Regions from separate parts of the Homo sapiens genome. Here region 1 is linked to region 2. Evidence: chromatin contacts called from ENCODE Hi-C data. All regions are on one chromosome and are shown on one strand. The core of a region is the stretch at or near the end of the contact, and the rest is flanking DNA. Distances in the headings are between cores, read along the strand shown.

Evidence for each region. A loop is a pair of places that touch in the nucleus more often than their neighbours do. Pooled maps may share reads with other maps.
Region 1: a map of GM12878 shows a loop between it and region 2 (6-fold over the local background). The contact joins two enhancer-like sites. A Hi-C loop is called at or near these places in 1 of 168 maps with a recorded cell type or tissue (GM12878), 6 of 37 single-sample maps with no recorded cell type and 5 of 50 pooled maps.

What each region holds. Positions count from the first base shown.
Region 1 is chr5:127,010,332-127,015,264 of GRCh38, forward strand. All of the region lies in intron 1 of MARCHF3 (membrane associated ring-CH-type finger 3), which reads right to left. Among named protein-coding and RNA genes, the nearest start is that of MARCHF3, 18 kb to the right of the region's middle. Within about 2 kb of position 1,704, at least 3 of the 41 ENCODE cell types and tissues checked have a DNase peak (open chromatin) inside an H3K27ac peak, as active enhancers do.
Region 2 is chr5:126,443,676-126,448,514 of GRCh38, forward strand. All of the region lies in intron 1 of GRAMD2B (GRAM domain containing 2B), which reads left to right. Among named protein-coding and RNA genes, the nearest start is that of GRAMD2B, 23 kb to the left of the region's middle. RefSeq lists an enhancer at 1,151-2,350. Within about 2 kb of position 1,941, at least 10 of the 41 ENCODE cell types and tissues checked have a DNase peak (open chromatin) inside an H3K27ac peak, as active enhancers do.

The DNA of each region.
Region 1 (4,933 bases), core at 454-2,953, 570 kb after region 2:
AGCAAAAAAGTATTTTGTACACTCCTGGATATTTTCCAGCAAGTTTCCACCAACCTCTGTCAACTCACATTCCCTGACAGAAGCCTAGAAAATGAGCTAACCCTACATGGCCCACAAACCAGCTCACTTTTGTGAGGGTCGAGAACCAGGCCACAGTGGCACATCCAGGCCCAACTGTCACATCTCTTGCATTTTCTCCAATTGGAAGCCAACAGGCCTCTTACTGCCAGAATGTTCATTCTGAAGGAATGTCTGTGAGAGCCGAGCTTCCAATCCCTTTCCCAACACACTATCCCTGGATCAAGCATGAAAATCTATGCTCTGTATTTAAGCTGGAGATGGAATAAAGACTAAAAATACTGTCAAAATACTTTTTCCACTGAGGAATATTATTCAGCCTTAAAAAGGTAGGAAATTCTGACATATACTAAAACATGAGTAAACCTTCAGGACATTATACCAACTGTAATGTTGGCTACAAAAGACAAATACTGTATGATTCCACCAAAATGAGGTAGAGTAGTCAAAATCACAGAGACAACAAGGAGAATGGCGGTTGCTAGGAGCTTGGGAGTTTTGTAAGATGAAAAGAGTTCTGTAGATGGATGGTGGTGATGGTTGCACAATATTATGAATGTATTTACTACCACTGAACTGTACATTTAAAAATGATTTAAGATGTTAAATTTTATGTTATGCACATTTTACTGCACAAAAATAATATAAATAATAAAAAATACTTTTTCCATGGAGCCTTCATACTACTAACTTCCTCTCTTAAAAGTGATACCCTGCATGAAATAATCCTAGTTCAAAATAGAATGTTTTAATCTGCATTAAAGACTTTTGAAAATGTAAGCCTAGGAAGATCTCTGAGATTTAAGCAATAAAACTATCCACTCGGTACACTGAATCCATCAGCCAGGATACTTCTGTGAAGGACTAATGCTGGAAGTGAATGAATAAGGCTCCGATGACTGATCCAAATGCAGTCATCGCGGCATGCCTCCACCTACTCATCCAAATAACCTCAAGCTCTTTGGGCATGTGTTCAACTGCTCAATCTAGCATGAGGGGATGGCTATGCTCACAATCCAAGGCTCTATCTTGGTCTGAGCCCAAAAAATGAGGTATTGTCTCTCATTTGGGTATGCAGCAGAGCACTGCTTTTTTTCCTAGTCTTTTGCTTAAAGATTAGACTATGCAAGTATGTTTGCAAAAATTAGGTATCTTCTGTGGTAAAAATTCCTACATATAAATAACAAATCTTCCTCATGTTGCCTGGAAAGAAAAGGAAAAGGAAACTGATTCCCTAAAAGTGTAGTTTTCCCCCACATCCCTATATTATCACACCTTCAAATATGAAGATAAATAAGATTTTAAGAGAATTCATTTTTAACTGGTTGGTTATTCCTTGTTAACAATTTCAAACACCAGGTGAATCTACAGCTATGACTGTATATAGTTGATTATTGCTTCCCATGGATACTTTTAGAATGTAAAAGCTGCCATTTTAATTGGCATTCAGAGGTCTGCCAATGTGCAAACCCAAGCAGCTCAATTCTTTTGCCTAACTGGGAGAGTGAGTTATCTAGAAACAAATGGAATGGCCGATTAAAAGGTTGTCTTGGCTAATATTTTCCAGTTGGTCTACAGTTAGTTCAGCCCTGTTGAGTCCTTCCACTTCTTTGGACGACCAATGCAGCAAGCGTGGTGAGACATAGTGCTTGGGCCTCTAATCTTAGCTGTGACATTTCCTGTCTCATGTTCTACCATCAATAGTGACCTACTTGCTATACCATGTGATTTTCCAACTGGGGCTTTTGATGCTCACACATGGGAAACACAGTTATTTTTATATTTAGCACAAAATGTAGCCATGAAATGTTTCAAATGATTTCCAGTTCAGGATATCCACACTAATCTTATTTTGTGGTAATTCTTTTTTTGCTCTGTCATTTAGAAACATTATAATAGTTATGAACCATTAAAACAAAGCTTTCACTTTTTTAAAAAAGCAACCTGTGAAAATGCCACATTATGTCAGTACCTAGTAAATTGAAAACTAACTAGCAAAAAGTGAAAGACTCATGTCCTAGTTACTTATTTTGTTTGAAGAACTGGCTACAAATGACCTTTGTTGAAAGTGATAGGAAACAATACTTCTAGTATCATTGAGGTTTGAAATCATTAGAGAAGTGAAAATAACTTATTAATAATGATAAAAAGAGTAGACAAAAACTAATACTCAGAGATGGAACAGAAGTGCACAAAAAGACAGAGACACAGGATATGTTAGGTAAAACTATGGGCAAAAACTAAAAGCTCACTGAAAAACAGTACACAATAAGATTGCAAATACCTAGCAAGAAAGCCTTACAATACAACAAAATATGCCTGAGGGTACCTCAGTAAAGTTGATTTACTAGGCAAAGTAAAATTGTCATTCATAGTTTTTGAAATTAAGAAGAATGCAATCAGTGCAAATTTATGTGTGTGTGTAACACAGCAAATGACTGTTCAAAATTTTAAGTCTTTTCTTGTTAGACTTAATCCACAACCTTAAAGAAATGAATAGAGTTCAACACTCTCATAAGAATAACTCATTCCATGTCACTTGTGAACAAGCAAATTCCCAACACTCAACTGAATCTCCAAAACAGATGTCAGGAGTCTGCAATACACCTATTTAAGTGAATTTTCAAAACTCTGTGGCTACACCAGCTAGAAAGCAGTTGCTTTCTAGTGGAAGTGAATCATAATGGACCTTTCAAATCACAGTGTTCACACATGGAAAAGCACATGTTCCACTTTTCCTCTGCCAAAGAAGCCTCACAGCCACTCCCCAAAATACTTGAGAAATATTCCAGCAATGTGTGTGTATCCATCATGGACTCTTTCTCATTGTTACTGCTTTTGCTATACATTTTGTTATAACTTCATGCTGTTTTTCACCCACATAGCTTAGAAAGCAACAACAAGAACAACAATAAAATTAAAAGGAAAGGAAAAGAAAAGCTTCCGTTAAGACAGGGCTAAATCTACTGTATATGAAAACTGCTGTCAAAGGCAGTTGACAAGAGCTTACATAGACCATGTACCCATTTAACTTAAATAATAATGATACATTGACCCAGCCCTTTAATTACTGGTCTCATTTTCACCTGGATCCTGATGAGTTCTCACAATTATACACCCAAATCTACCCAAGTTATTAAGTGAGGAGGAAAGGGATCCCTGCCAGGATCCGTAAGAGGGAAGTACGATGCAGACAACATCATAACATCCTCTTCCTTTCTTTTTCTGACTTGTCTCTGATGCATAACATAAACACAATCTGGATGAATTAGATTAAAAATTACTCTCACATAGAGACCAATGTAACAAAACAGAAAACCCAGAAATTAATGAATCCATCTATATAAGGCCAACTGATTTTTGACAAAGGTGCCAAGAACATCCATTGGGGAAAAAACAGTTTCTTCAATAAATGGTGCTAAAAGCAATGGATATCCATATGCAGAAGAATGAAACTAGATCCTACCTCTGCCCCTATATAAAAATCTACTCAAAATGGATTAAAGGCCTAATTGTAAGACCTGAAGCTATAAAACAACTGGAAGAAAACATAGAGGAAATGCTTCAGGACATTGGTCTGAGAAAAGATTTTATGATTAAGAACTCAAAAATACAGGCAACTAATGCAAAAATAAGTAAATGGGATTACATAAAACTAAAATTCTTCTGCACAGCAAAGAAAAAAATTAACCAAGTGAACCAATAACCTGAAGAATAGAATATTTGCAAAGCATTCATCTGATAAGGGATTAATATCCAGAATATACAGAGAACTCAAACAACTCAATAGCAAAAAATCAAATAATCCAATTTAAAAATGAGCCAACAGGTATATGGAAAAATGCTCAGCATCGCTGATAGAGAAATGCAAATAAAAACCACAATGAGATAACTCACCCCAGATACGATGGCTACTATCAAAAAGACAATCTTATACACTGCTGGTGGTAATGTAAACTAGTACAGCCATTATCAACAGCAGTATAGAGATTCCTCAAAAAACTAAAAACAGAACTACTGTACGATCCAGCAATCCCACAATTGGGAATTTATCCAAAGGAAAGCAAGTTAATATACTGAAGAGATATCTGCAGCCCCATGTTTATTACAGCACTATTCACAATAGCCAAAATATGGAATCAACCTAAGTGTCCATCAATGGATGAATGGATTAAAAAATGTGGTATATATACACAATGGAATACTATCCAGCCTTAAAAAAGAATGAAATTCTGTAATTTTACAGCAACATGGATGGAAATGGAGGACATTATGTTAAGTAAAATAAGCCAGGAACAGAAAGCTAAACACCATATGTTCTCACTCATAACAGAAGCTAAAACACTTGATCTCACAGAAGTAAAAAGCAGAACAGCGATTGCTAGAGGTTAGAAAGGGTAGGAGGAAGTTGGGGATAGGCAGAAATTGGTTAAAGGATATAAAATTCCAGCTATGTAGGTGGAACAAGTTCTAGTTTTATAGCACTGTAGTGTTTTATAGCACTGCAGAATGACTATAGTTAACAATGATATATTATATAGTTTCAGATAGCTACAAAAGATATATTAAATGTTCCCAACACAAAGAAATGATAAATGTTTGAGATGATAGATATGATAATTACCCTGATCTGATCACTACACATTGTATGTACTGAAACATCACTATGTACCCCATAAATATGTACAATTATTATATGTCAGTTAAAAATAAATAAATTTGAGAAATTACTTTCAAATACGGATGTATTTTACTCACCATAAAATTCAGATATGCTTTTGAAAATATGACATGGGAAGTTTAGCTCAGAAGTATATTTCATAGTAAGTTACTCTAACAAGTTTTTCTGTAGAGG
Region 2 (4,839 bases), core at 691-3,190:
AGCTGTGATGGAAAGACTCCATCAGTGACTTCATGCATGCATGTTGTTATATGCATAACAGAAAACAATGAGCTGTAAAACATACAGAGGCCAGCTGGGTGCTGTGGGTCATGCCTGTAATCCCAACACTTTGGGAGGCTGAGGCAGGTGGATCGCCTGAGGTCAAGAGTTCGAGACCAGCCTGGCCAACATAGTGAAACGCTGTCTCTACTAAAAAATACCAAAAATTAGCTGGACGTGGTGGTGGGCGCCTGTAATCCCAGCTACTAGGGAGGCTGAGGCAGGAGAATCACTTGAACCCAGGAGGCAGAGGTTGCAGTGAGCCAAGATCACGCCATTGCCCACCAGCCTGGGCAAGAAGAGTGAAACTCCATCTCAAAAAAAAAAAAGAGAGAGGCCTTCCAGCACTCCACCACCACTAATACCACCACCACCACCAGTCCTGGCCTACCTTTTCCAAAGAAGATTATTCCAAGAAAAAAACAGGTGGAGCACACTGTGGTAGGGGCCAGGGTGGTGGCAAGAGAATTTATGGAATTTAAGGACAAGAGCCCTTTCCATTATCCCCCACTACTGAGCAAACCATACTGTGCAGATGTCTGTCTGCCTTAAGAACAAGCTGGCCTTCTAGCTTAGAAAAGACCTTTCTTCCGTGCCCTCTCTAAGGTAACTTGCCTATTTGGTATCTGAAGCCATTCAAGGAGATGTTATGAATTATTGTTTTGTAAAAGCCATTTTTTATGAACTGAATTCCGCAGATTTTTTGTTCTAAGAATTGGCAAGAACCTTTTGCAAAGATAAGGGGACAGGTGCCCTTTGAAGTATATGTTTATGATTGATCAATTCAGAGAATCTAATACTTTTGAGAGCTGATTTTTGTACCTAGAATTCCATATTTTGTTTCAAACGTACTGCTCATTTTTTAGATCTATACAGAATTGTTACAAACCTTGTAAAGTCTCCAAGATAAATGAGGATGTTCATATGAAAACCCAGACAATCTTTTCTTTTCTTCTCCTCTTCAACTTTTATTTGTAGTTCCAGGGTATATGTGCAGGATGTGCAGGTTTGTTACATAGGTAGACGGGTGCCATGGTGGTTTGCTGCACAGATCAACCCATTGCCTAGGTATTAAGTCCAGCATCCATTAGCTATTCTTCCTGGTGCTCTCCCTCCCACCTCTCCTGACAGGGCTTAGTGTGTGTTGTTCCCCTCCCTGTGTGCATGTGTTCTCATCGTTCAACCTCCACTTAAGAGTGAGAACATACGGTGTTTGATTTTCTTTTCCTGCATTAGTTGGCCGAGAATGATGGCTTCCAGCTCCATCCATGTTCCTGCAAAGGACATGATCTCAGTCTTTTTTATGGATGCGTAGTATTCCATGGTGTATATTTACCACATTTTCTTTATCCACTCTATAATTGATGGGCATTTGGGTTGATTCCATGACTTTGCTATTGTGAATAATGCTGCAGTGAACATACTTGTGCCTGTATCTTTATAACAGAATGATTTCTGTTCCTTTGGGTACATACCCAGTAATGGGATTACTGGGTCAAATGGTATTTTTGCCTCTGGGTCTTTAAGGAATTGCCACACTCTCTTCCACAATAATTGAACTAATTTACACTCCCACCAACAATGTAAAAGTGTTCCTTTTTCTCTGCAGCCTTGCCAGCATCTGTTTTTTCTTCACTTTTTAATAATCGCCATTCACTGGTGTGAGATGGTATCTCATTGTGGTTTTGATTTGTATTTCTCTAATGATCAGTGATGTTGAGCTTTTTTTCATATGAAAAATCCAGACAATCTTGAGGGCCAGCACAGCCTGAGGACTTGCTGACACAAAGTATTGACGGGCCAGAGGAAGTGGGCAGCCTGGATATCACATCACCCCATGTCTGCTGCTGCTCAGGTTTCTCTCACTGTCTCTTGGGTATGTGGTGGGGAGTGGGGGGTGAGGAGGGGGTGGGAGGGCAGATTAAAGAGAAGCAGCTGCAGCCTGAGGCACAGACAGGATGCAGAGTGACTCCATCATCCCACCTAGAGTCATGGACACCACCCACTTTGATACATTCTGTTCACAACCATAATTCCTTTCATGCTGATTCGTGTCATTGGGAATCTCTCTTCTTCAGCTTCAAGAGAGCCGAATCTGACTCAGGTGTTGAGATTGGGGAATGGCATTTCCATTTCTTCCTCTCTCCAGTATAGCCAGAGCAGGAAGGGCAAGAGAAAAGGGGTCCTGGTACCTGGTGATGTCAAAGTAGGCAGCTCCTACTGCTGTGCTAGCAAGAGCCATGTGGACTAGTGTGAGAACAGGAACTCTCCCAAGTCCCCTACTGGGTAACCAGATACCCAACAGTGTGCCTAGAGATGCTTTAGTCCACTCCAATCCTAAATACTACTACATTGTGCTAATAGTTTCCCTGAAAAACAGCCATATTTCACTCATTTTTTTAAAAATCAATTACAATTTTTAGCCTTAAGGTTTGATATTGGTATTGTGTTTATTTTTTCAAAGAATCTTTATCTTGTAGAGTTATACACTGCAATAGTTACAGATGAAAAGATAGTGTGGTCTGGGATTTGTCTCAAAACCAGTAGGAGGTAGGAGTGGTGGGCTACAGGTATATAGATGAAACAAGATTGCCTTGTTTATACTATTCTATCTACTTTGTACCTGTTTTCTATGTTATAAAATGTTCATAGTAAGTGGTTTAAACTTCAAAAATCATTTCTGAAAATAAGTGGATACCCTTATTTACTCAGCTGTGCTATAAATTTCATATTAACCCCCCAAAACTAGACCAGTCTGAGTGTTTCTAATAAAATCCAGCAGTAACCGTGACTGATTTTAAAACATTCACTGCTTCTCTTATCTACAATGCCTAGCTTCATTAGTCATGTAGAAAATGTTTACATTCCCCAAGCTTTTAAAAATTAAAAAAAAAAAAAAAAAAAACCTATGTGTTCTCAATTTGAGTAAGGTGTGACGGAGAGCAGCTCTGTGACACAGGCTGAGGGAGGAGGATTTGGTGTGGAGGCGAGGAAACTGGGGCCCTTACTAAGACACTGAAATATGATAAACATCCTTATGAAGATGCCACTCCCAGAAACTGGGACTTGAGCTACTCTTAGGAAGCCACAGACCATGGAATACAGATTCTTCTCCTGGAAACTTCTCCATTTCCAAGAAGGCATAAAATGAAGGAAAGCAATCCTCTTTCCTTTCCGTTTCTTGGAATCTAATATCTAAGCATTACCCTTTACACTCTAGCAAAGTAAAGCAAACTAAGGCATGACGGCCCCTCCCAGCAGTAATTATGAGATCATTTGGCCTCAGTAACTAGGCAGACTCCACTACCTTTCACCTAGTTTCGTGGGAAGAAATGGTAAAGCTCCCTCGATGGAAATGTTCCTTCTTTCGCCATAACCTTCACAGGATCCATCTGTCTAATCTTTGTCTGAAGGAATTGGAAGGGCAGGCGGTTGCCTCACCAAAAGCACCCTCAGTACTTTAGTCTACTGAATTATGGGGGGTTGTTCCAGAAGAGGATCCAAACCCCAGCAGAAAACTCCTGGCCTTTCCCATGCCAGTTTTCCCAAGCCCAGGAATTCCAAGTGAAGTACATCCATTCCTATTGCTATTTATACTGTCTGGTGTAGCCAAAATGGGCCCTGGGCTAGAAATCAGAAAGCCTAGGCCGGGCGCAGTGGCTCACGCCTGTAATCCCAGCACTTTGGGAGGCCAAGGCGGGCAGATCATGAGGTCAGAAGATTGAGACCATCCTCGATAACACGGTGAAACCCCGTCTCTACTAAAAAAATACAAAAAATTAGCCGGGCGTGGTGGCGGGCGCCTGTAGTCCCAGCTACTCAGGAGGCTGAGGCAGGAGAATGGCGTGAACCCGGGAGGCGGAGCTTGCAGTGAGCCGAGATCGTGCCACTGCACTCCAGCCTGGGCGACAGAGCAAGACTCCGTCTCAAAAAAAGAAAAAAAAAAAAAAAGAAAGAGATCAGAAAGCCTGGCCTTTAGAGCTGATTTAAGGAACATGAAGTCCTTAAGGTAAATGAATTGAACCTTTTTGTGGGGATACAGAGATGTGAAAAGACCAGGATCCTGCCCTCCAGAGGCATATGGTCAAAGCAGGGCAAAGACAAGTAAACAGTAGCCCATTTATAATTTTTTTTTTTTTTAAAAAATAGTCTCACTCTGTTGCCCAGTTTGGAGCACAGTGTGGCATGATCTCGGCTTACTGCAACCTCCGCCTCCCAGGTTCAAGCAATTCTTCTGCCTCAGCCTCCCAAGTAGGTGGGATTACAGGCATGCACCACCACATCCAGCTAATTTTTGTATTTTTTAGTAGAGAGAGGGTTTCACTGAGCAGGCTGGTCTCAAACTCCTGACCTCAAGTAACCCACCCGCCTCAGCCTCCCAAAGTGCTGGGATTACAAGTGTGAGCCACAGCACCTGACCCCATTTATAATTTTTAAATAAACCACATACTAAAGTGATACAGTTGCCATGACAGTCACAGGGTACTGGAAAGGAGCACAAAGAAGAAGAGGTCAGTCCTTAGGACCTAGAGGGGGTTGGGGAAGTTGCCAGGTAGGAGGTGACCCCATCAAGAGCTAAATCTTGAAAGATAAACAGTGCTTGCAAGGGACCACAGAGAAGGCATGGCAGCCCAGGAGGAGGGTGCTTGGGGGCAGCATGACAAGAGGTTCAAAGCCAGAAAGGGAGGCTTCACATTGCAGAGGACCTGTTTTCTGTACTCATCTTCAGCTTTATCCTGTAGGCAACAGAGAACCAAAGGGGTTTTAAAGGAGGAGAAG